Regions from separate parts of the Homo sapiens genome. Here region 1 is linked to region 2. A link is a loop called in an ENCODE intact Hi-C map of the cell type or tissue named here. Cell type or tissue: GM12878. All regions are shown on one strand. Each heading gives the region's core, and the rest is flanking DNA. Links, peaks and the distances in the headings are about the cores only. Region 1 has its middle 100 kb from the start of ASIC2-AS1. Region 2 has its middle 110 kb from the start of ASIC2-AS1.

Region 1 (4,398 bases), core at 130-4,129, 210 kb after region 2:
GGTAGCATTTGGAAAGCTTAGGTATCAGTCAGGACCCTCTTAGAACATTGATGCTATGATGACTTGTTCACTGCTTGTCATTATGCGCCCTTTTTCATTGCTCTCTAAGTGCCCCTGATCATGCCAGGCAGCTCCCATCTCAAATCTTTCCACCATATCACACAGCAAGTAGAGCTTGGACAGCACCAAGAAGCAGGGCCCTGGGGAATATCAAAGTGTAAGGAGATTGAGTGTGAAGATCTGGAGGGCTCCCTGCATGGAGAATTTGGAGAATATGCCCAAGAATGTGCCTGCATGATAGAATTGACCAGAGGATAGAGAAGGGCAATGGGAAAACATTCCACAGCTCTGCGCTCCCCCAGGACCTGGGCAAGACCAGTATGTCACAGGGTGAATAAGGTTTCAAAACTTTTATCTAAACGTAAAGGAATGTTAAGTGTTCATTCCTTCAAAATCTAATCCCACTGAGTGCTTCCTTGGGTGGGTGAACTTTGCATTTGAGACTATTGTAGAAAAGCAGGTGCTGAGGAGCAGGTGGAAGTGGGTTGGTTACATTTCTTATATAGAGCTAGGGAGATGCACATTACAGAAACCAGAGTGTCAGATGTGGAGGAGGAGGCGAGATGATTTGTGACTGCAACAGACTATTATCATCTGGGCAAAGGAGATGGAATTGAGAAAAGCTGAAAAGCTCTGGGCAATGAAATTGGCTGGATGGTTGATAGTTCCCAGTGGGAAGAGTCATTGGCTCTGTTTCTGGAAATCGTAGAGTTGTAGAATACTACAGTTGCACAGGATGGTGAGAAATCTGATGTCAGATTGAATCCTGGCTCTGCCACTTAACTTATTCTGTGACTTAGAAAATTACTTAATCTCTCTGTGGCTCAGTTTTCTCACCTGTAAAATGGATTTATAACAGTATGCACCTCACTGGGTCATCTGAGGGCTTAAACAAGTCATAACATATAAGCTCATGCCTGACACATGCTCTCTGTAAATATTAGCTCCTACAGAATCTGTCATTTTGAAACAGAAAGCATTCCTTTGTTGATGAGACTAAATAATCTTTGGCCATTAGTTTTCCCCATTTCTGTGGTGGATAGGATTATGCAAACTTCCCTTTGCAACCCAGAGAGAAACTGGCCTCACTTACGGCTTCTTCCAGAAGTTCACTTTGTCATGGCAGAGCCAGCCCTTGTTCTCTCTATTCTGGCCTCCTTTGTGTGCCAGGCTCATCCTCAGGATGTCCCTCATCCTCAGGATACAAATAAAGGGCCGCACTAATTCCCACCTCCCAGCTTCCTTGTATGCCATCTACCAGCTCCTGCCTGTGAGAATGGCAGCCCATCCACCCCATCCCCTTCTTGGCACCTTGTGTCTCATTTGCTCAAATTGTGTCACATGCCTGGAAACAGGACATACTAATCAGCTCAAGCCAATCTAACCCATCCCTAGAATTAAGAGTGGGGTCAATACCCGAAGCTAATCCTAGCAGGAGATTGTTCCTCCAAAGCAAATCTGGACACCGAGGTCAGGATAAAGGAAGAAATAGATGTGTTGGAGGCAAGCAAAAATGTCTGCTATAGAGCATAAACTACTAGCTAGTTTGTCAAACACACAAATCTGAGTAAAATCCTGAAAGAGAGTGAAAAGTCTGGGTTTTTTTTTTAACCATTTCACAATCCCAAGAAGATTATGGGGTCATAACAGATTTAACTACAAACCAAGGACTAAATGAACTTGGTGCCACCTAATTAATATCCTTAACACTCTAAAGAAGAGGCGCTCCATTCACTAGAGACAATCACTTCTGGCAATTGCCCCACAATGTGGTCTGAGCTCAGCCTGGAAAGGGCAAGGGGAAACCACCTAGAGAGACCACACTGGAGGGCCAGCTGCTGCTCCTGGGCTGGCAGGGACAGATACCTCATCCCCACAGGCACGGCCAGCCCTGCCAACATTCTCCCCTGCACTGACGAAGGGGTGTTCCCACCCCGACAGAACAGCTTAATATGTAGAAATATGAATTCACCACCGCTTACTTCCTGCAAGGAGGGATATTGCTGGGAGCCAATATCCTTTTATCTCTCTTTGCCTCGATGCTTTCAGCTTCTCGCCCTGCTCCAGCAATGAGCCTCTCGTTATGCAGAGCTACTTGCATTTCCCTTCAGAAAATAAAACTAAGACAAAGAAAGGAAACGTATTTAGCTTTAATGATGTGTGTGGTTTCATTTTTCTGTTTGAATGTATTGCTGTTTAATGAGGTAAATATCCATTGGATGAATTAGATACATTGATCCTGCACGCGTCTCCTGGGAGGCAGCCTCTCAGGGACAAGATGTGCCTTGAACACAGTACTCGGCAACCACACAGCCTGACAAACAGGCCAGATACTCAGCAAGAGCACAGACCGACCCCGTCGTGGACAGGTAGCAGGTGATGAATCACTCACTGCTGCCCCCATGGCTAGCCAAGCAGGCAACAGACTTAGCACAGACGAAACCATGTGACGATGATCAAAACTCTTGAGTAATGGTGGGGCCTCTGGGTCATTAAAAAAAACAGAAAACACAAAAAACAAAAAAACGAAGGTAATGCGGTCACCAGAATTGACAGTTTGTTTTAGTATTTCAACCAGAAGAGCCCCGTTGTCTATATCTATTGACAACGTGGAGGTTTTCCAGTAATGAGACCATCAGTCTTGATAATATTATCAGCTCCAAGAAGGTTCAGTCGGACAGAAACCCTGTGCAGCATAGCTTGGCACCCCTGAATTACTCTAGTTCTTCATTTTACTAGAAATGAAGGAAAAGAAAATTAAAGATATTATGTTCTTATACTTCCTCACCAAAGAAGTCATTTGGACCATTTTAGACTGGAAGAGATCATAGAAATTATTATTCAATCTCTTCATTAATAGATTAGGATTCTGAAGCCCAGATAGAGAAAGTCATATGGCCAACCAGTACTTGAACCATGACCAATAATCATTTTATGAGTGCTTGTTTTGTGCTAGGGACTGTTCTAACTGCTTTATAAACATTCATCTATTTGCAGCTCCCAACAACCCATTATGCAGAGGAGGAAACTGAGGCACAGAGGTGTTAACTATGGCCAAAATCATACAGTCAGAAAGTGATAGAGATGGGATTCAAACCCAACGGTCCAACTTCAGAGCCCATTATGGTTCTGGCCTTTCACTAAAACCCAACTCTCCTGGCTCCCCAGTCAAACATGTGAAAAAACTCCAAACATAAAAGTTTTAAAAATCTTTCCCTACAGATCCTGGAATAAATTACTTGAGTTACCCAAACAAGTAGTATGAGGCTCCCTAGCCTTTGTGCTGCATCTCACAAGTTCATCCTCCAATGATCCTCAATCTACTCTGACCTCTCTTGACTCTAAAGCTCTTGGCAAGACCTCTCTCCTCCTACCACACCTCTTAGTTTCTTAGTTTCTTGTTCCCCAACCACACCTAGAGATTCGAGGCTTCTTTCTATCTATCAGGCTGTTTCCTCCGTCTGGAACCCCTTCCACTCCATAACCTGCCATTGATCTACTACTTATCCTTAAGACCTAGCCCCAAAGACGCCTCAGCTATGACGACTTCAGCAATCACCCCTGTCAGAATCAGAATCCCCTTCCCCCACAGCACTTTGTTCCTCTACCACAGCATTTATGTGATTATTTCCTCCATTGTAACTGGAAATGGAAGGGTAGTGCAGTGTAGCAGCTGGGTGCAAGGTCTTTGACCAGAATCAGACCTGAGTATGAGATCTAACTCTGCTGCCAGGAATTATGTGGCATTGAGCAAATTGCTTAACTCTCTGAGCCTCCTTTTCTTCATCCATAAGAGAATAACATGACTGATCTCAAAAGGCTCCAGTAAGAATTAAATAAGACAATGCATGCAAAGCCCTTGGCCAGCACCTGTCTTGTAGTAAGCTGTCTATACATCTTAGCTATTAGTGTTGAGGTGTTGACGTCACCACCACCACCATTGCCATCATCATCATCAGCAGCAGCAGCAGCAGCATCATTAGTGTATACTAATACTACTACCTTTATAGACTAAACTCCTAGAGGGCAGGGACTTTGTCTTGTTCATTTTTATGCCTGGCCTTTAGTATGTTCTTAATAAGTGGATATAGAATTGAATTGTTGAAGCAGTTGTTCAATTGGCAATTTATTATTTTGGCTCTGGTGATAAATTGTCTTGAAATCATTTGCCTAGTCGCTTGCCACCCAATTAGGTTTTGAGCTCCACAGAAGTTGATATTTCTCTCTACAGATCATACACTCAGTAAATAGACTCAATACTTAGAAAAGTATTTGATGAATGCTTAACTTCTCAAACTTCTCAAAGTTCATAGGATTCTCAAGATGTACATTCATCTT
Region 2 (4,398 bases), core at 120-4,119:
CTACTGCACTGAGCACAAGGCCTGGCTCAGCAGAGGCAGTAACGATGAACACTTACTGTATACCAGACGGTGTCCCAACACTTTACATGTACTAACTCCTCTGCCCTCACAACCATCTCTGACATAGGCACTGATAAGGATGTGAAAGCTGAGGTCAGCAGAATAAGGGCCTCTTAAAGATATCCATGCCCTGATCCTGGGAACCTGTCAATATGTGACCTTATGTGGTAAAAGGGACTTTGCAGATGTGATCAAATTTAAGGACCTTGAAATGGGGAGAGTACCCTGGACTATCCAGGTGGGTCCAATCTCATCACAAGTTCTTAAAATTGGGGAACTGTTTCTTGGCTGCGGAAAACCAGAGAGATGGCAGCATGAGAAGAACTTTGCCCCTTACTGCTGACTTTGAAGATGGAGGAAGGGCTCCTGACCCACAGGATGTGGGCAGCTTCTAACAGCTGGAAAAGGCAAGCATGGATTTTCCCCCAGAGCTTCCAGAAAGGAACGCAGCCCTTCTTGGCACCAATAAGTTGTGTTCTTTTTCTACTTTATACTGGCTGCAAAAAAAAAAAAAAAAAAAAAAAAAAAGAACATTTGATTGGAGAAGCAATCAGATTTTATTCAATGGCCAAAGAATGGAGAAGGGGAGCTTGTGCTCTAAAGATGCCTTCTCTCCAGGCAGGGGGAGCAATGGGAGCTTTATGCTGGACAGAGAGGTATGTGGGCAGGCACAGGGTGGAGTTCCAGACACGCCAGCGCGGTTCACAAACATGCTTCTTCCTACCTCATATGTATGCAAAATGGCGGTGGTCTCCTCTTAGGGGAGGATTTTTTAGTATTATAATAATATGTTGGTGATCTAAAGATAACTGTAGTTTTCCTACTCCAGTCTGCACTTGTTTTGAGCAGGCCTGGACTTTCTGGTATCCGATAATGGTCACGAGGTTGTGTGTGGCAACAGGCCATTTGGTTTCCTTAAGCAGCTGTGCTTATAGATAAAGTGACTAAATAAATCTGTCAGAATTTCCCCCATTTTCCCCTTGGGACCATCCCAGTGACCTTCTGACGACTAGATTTCTGCCCAGTGAGCCCCAGTGAACCCTTGCTTTCAGCTGAGTAAGAAGAAGGTTAGTTCTTCTAATCTGTAGGACTGTAAGCTAGTAAATTTGTGTTTTTTGAAGCCACTAAGTTTTTGGTAATTTGTTACAGCTGCAATAGAGAACTAACACAGGTTTTCATAAAGGTTAAATGACACAGCTAATAAGCAACAGAGCCAGAACCAAAATCCAAGCTGTCTGGTTCGGAAGCCCACGCCCCTCTGTATTCTGCAACGTGGCCATTTTACCACCATCATGGACTGTGTAAGTAAGTAAGTAGCAAGAGAAGAAAGAGGATGAGTGAAAAGGAAGAAAAACAGAATGACAGAGAGAGAAACATATGTATAAGGTTAACAGCCTTGTGTTCTATGCACTTCCGTTGTGTGGGTGTTTCTGCTTACTTAACAATAACCACAAAGCACATGTGCACGCTGTCTTCCTCCCTTTCTTCCTCCCTCCTGCCCTCCCATACTGCTGGAAGCACCTAACCATGCACTCTCTAGAACCCGTGCCAACCACACCTGCGTCTAAGCGTGCCCTTGGCGAGGGCGTGGTAGAATTTCCAAGCTGCCAGATGCACACAAGCGGATCACTGTGCATCCAATAGGTGGTTTCCGGCTGAGATTTAGAATCGTTCTTATCTCATCAGTGACTCACGCCATCTCACCCGCTTTATGCTGATTTTGCTTTCTGACTAAGTCCCATAGTCCACCTGTTTAAGCCATAACAAGGGGTGCCAGATTCCGCAAATAAAAAACAGGGCACCCAGTTAAATTTAAATATCAGATAAACGACAAATAATATTTTAATATAAGGATTTCCCAAATATTGTATGGGATGTTCTTATACTAAACAATCATTATTTATTGATCTGAAATTCAAATTTAACTGGGCATCTTGCAGTTTATCTGGCAACCCAAACCACAGCAGACCAGCAGAGAAACGATTCTGGGGCAGCAGACCTTAGCAACTCCCTAGAACCATGCTGGGGAGCACTGTCCATTCCAGGCCAGTGCAGAGATAGGATGGTTTCTGCTCCTTCTGCTCAGAAGAGTTGAATGGAGGTCCAGTCCTGGGCAGGGGGTGACAGCATAAGGTGGGTGGAGGAGGTGGACTGGGACAGACAAGGGACCCTCCGAGCAGCTCTCACAACCCAGCGGATGCCCCCCAGTCACTTCAAGCCTTCCAGATGATTCCTCCAGCAGTTCTGATAATGGGATGATCAAGATGACCTGGACAGGCAGGAGGAGGCGGAGGGCTGGAAGAATGAGTCACCCTCTGGGGGCTTTGAGCCTCTTGGCTCTCACAGTAGTAGTCTGATGTAGAACCCCAGTTCTAGAATATCTGTGCTTTGGTGCTCGGCCCGCTGCACTGTGACCCCAACCTAAAAGTACCTTCTGCCACCCACACACTCAAAATCTCCCCAAACTCTGCCCGTTTCTTAATTTTGTTTTAACGTTTCCTTTTCTGCCAGCTATTGTACTGGTTGTTGGGAATTCAGTCCTCTAGCAATCTGTCAATCAATCAACAAGTAGTAGTTATTGAGTGCCTACTGTGTATAAAACATATGTTCATCCCAGTAGTAGAGACAAAGGTCTGTTCCCCAGGAGCTTATAATCAAACCAGGAAAGAACAATCTGGTTATGTGGGGGGAAAATGGGCAAATGACAAGATGGTTCTGACATTTATGAAACATCCACCAGACATCCATTCTCACGTCGGGTGCCAGAGACATGGAAAAGAAGTCCAGGAGCTCACACTGTATGTAAATATATGTTACTGTATGTAATCCTATGTATTTCCCAAGAAATACATAGTCGCACGCACAGAGAAGGGGCCCCTAACCCAGCCTGGGCACTTAGGGAAGGTTTTGCTGAGGTGGTGAGGCCCAAACAGTCTCTGGAGAGAGAAGCAAAAGTCAATTTGGAGAATGCAGCCACAGGGAGATACTCCCTCTCCCAACCTCCCCTCGAGACCTCTGAATATTTAATTCTGCCTCCTCCCTTCATTGAGCAATTAGATGGAGAAAATCTTATTCACCAGAATTCTTCTGTGGAAAGACCACTGAACTTGCTTGGAAAATATACTTGGATTATCTGTTCCAATGTGGATTGGGAAGAGAGATTCTGAGAGCACACTTAAGCAACAAAAGATGATTTTCTAACTGCAATGTCTGAATCAAGAGCGTTGGCAGCCACATTTGCTTTGCATTGAAACCTTGTCTTTTCTTAAAAGATTGTTAATTTGTTCAAGATCTGGCCTCAATATGTCCTATAGTTTCAAGTAGAAACAACTGCCCTGAAGAACCTAAATGCCAACCCTCGACATGGGTACGCCATTCCTACCCTACCCTCTGTGCCAACGATAAGTAAAATGTTATGGTCTTTGGTCTCTGTGGCTTTACATCACGGTGCCATTGTCTACAGAATTGGAATTCGACACCCCCATCAGTACATACTTTTGAGTACACCTCGAAATATGTATATGCATTTATGCATAAATTGTATATATGGACCACATTTCCAATAGTTTGTGAGAATAATAAAAAATGCACAAAATGGAAACTTTCAAACAATGAGGAAGAGAGGAAATAAACAGTATCTCCTTAAAATGCTTAAGCCCTGCCTTCACGGTCTGAGCCCAGAAATTGAGGAATCGTGTGACCTTGGGTAACTCATTTCACCTTTCTGAGCCTCTTGTTTCTTTGTCTTAAAAAAAAAAATAAAATTTTTATTGACAAAACATCATGAATGATATTATATGCTTGGATATTTCAAAGAGTCACTTTAACAATTGCAGCTTTTTGGGCTTTTTCTTTTTGGACCTGATTAGATGAGGGTGGTTTTTAGCCTAGAAATCTGGCTGATGGTGAGATAGCACCAGGAAGACTGTTGTGCTTGCATTGCTCACATCATTTTCAGCTCACGGTTTCTTGCGGGAATCTTTTGAAGCCACTTGTCTATTTTGTAAGGGTTGATTTAACTAAAACTCAACAATATATTGTAAAAATCCTCTTTGCTGGGAACACGTGAACTGAGTCCATCACAATGTATCTGCAAGTTAAAGAAGAGGGGGGAGCTCTGCTCTATCAACTGTCCATTTCTTGGACTTTTTCCCACTCTTCTCTGGATGCTCGGGGACCATATGTGACACTTGGCTGCCTGACAGTGGGCCAAGTGGAGGCACTAGTGTCAATGTGTATATGAAATATGTGAGGCTTAATTTTACATTTTTAGATCAGAGTAATGTCAATGGGAATTCTCATTTTATCTTCTCAGCTCTCATTGGATCATCTTGTATA

The links. A loop is a pair of places that touch in the nucleus more often than their neighbours do. Peaks named below come from ENCODE experiments on the same cell type or tissue, not always from the same donor. Only the 100,000 strongest peaks of a DNase experiment are listed, where the experiment ranks them.
Region 1: it touches region 2 in a loop (4-fold over the local background); 1 of 110 quality-filtered maps calls a loop at or near these places.

The regions. Positions count from the first base shown.
Region 1 is chr17:33,457,265-33,461,662 of GRCh38, reverse strand. It overlaps a transcript of ASIC2 not described here. Among named protein-coding and RNA genes, the nearest start is that of ASIC2-AS1, 100 kb to the left of the region's middle. RefSeq lists an enhancer at 2,489-2,538. In GM12878, for the core only: a CTCF peak has its summit at 2,459; a DNase peak (open chromatin) is centred at 2,292.
Region 2 is chr17:33,664,463-33,668,860 of GRCh38, reverse strand. It overlaps a transcript of ASIC2 not described here. Among named protein-coding and RNA genes, the nearest start is that of ASIC2-AS1, 110 kb to the right of the region's middle. In GM12878, for the core only: no CTCF peak of the experiment used is centred there; a DNase peak (open chromatin) is centred at 1,670.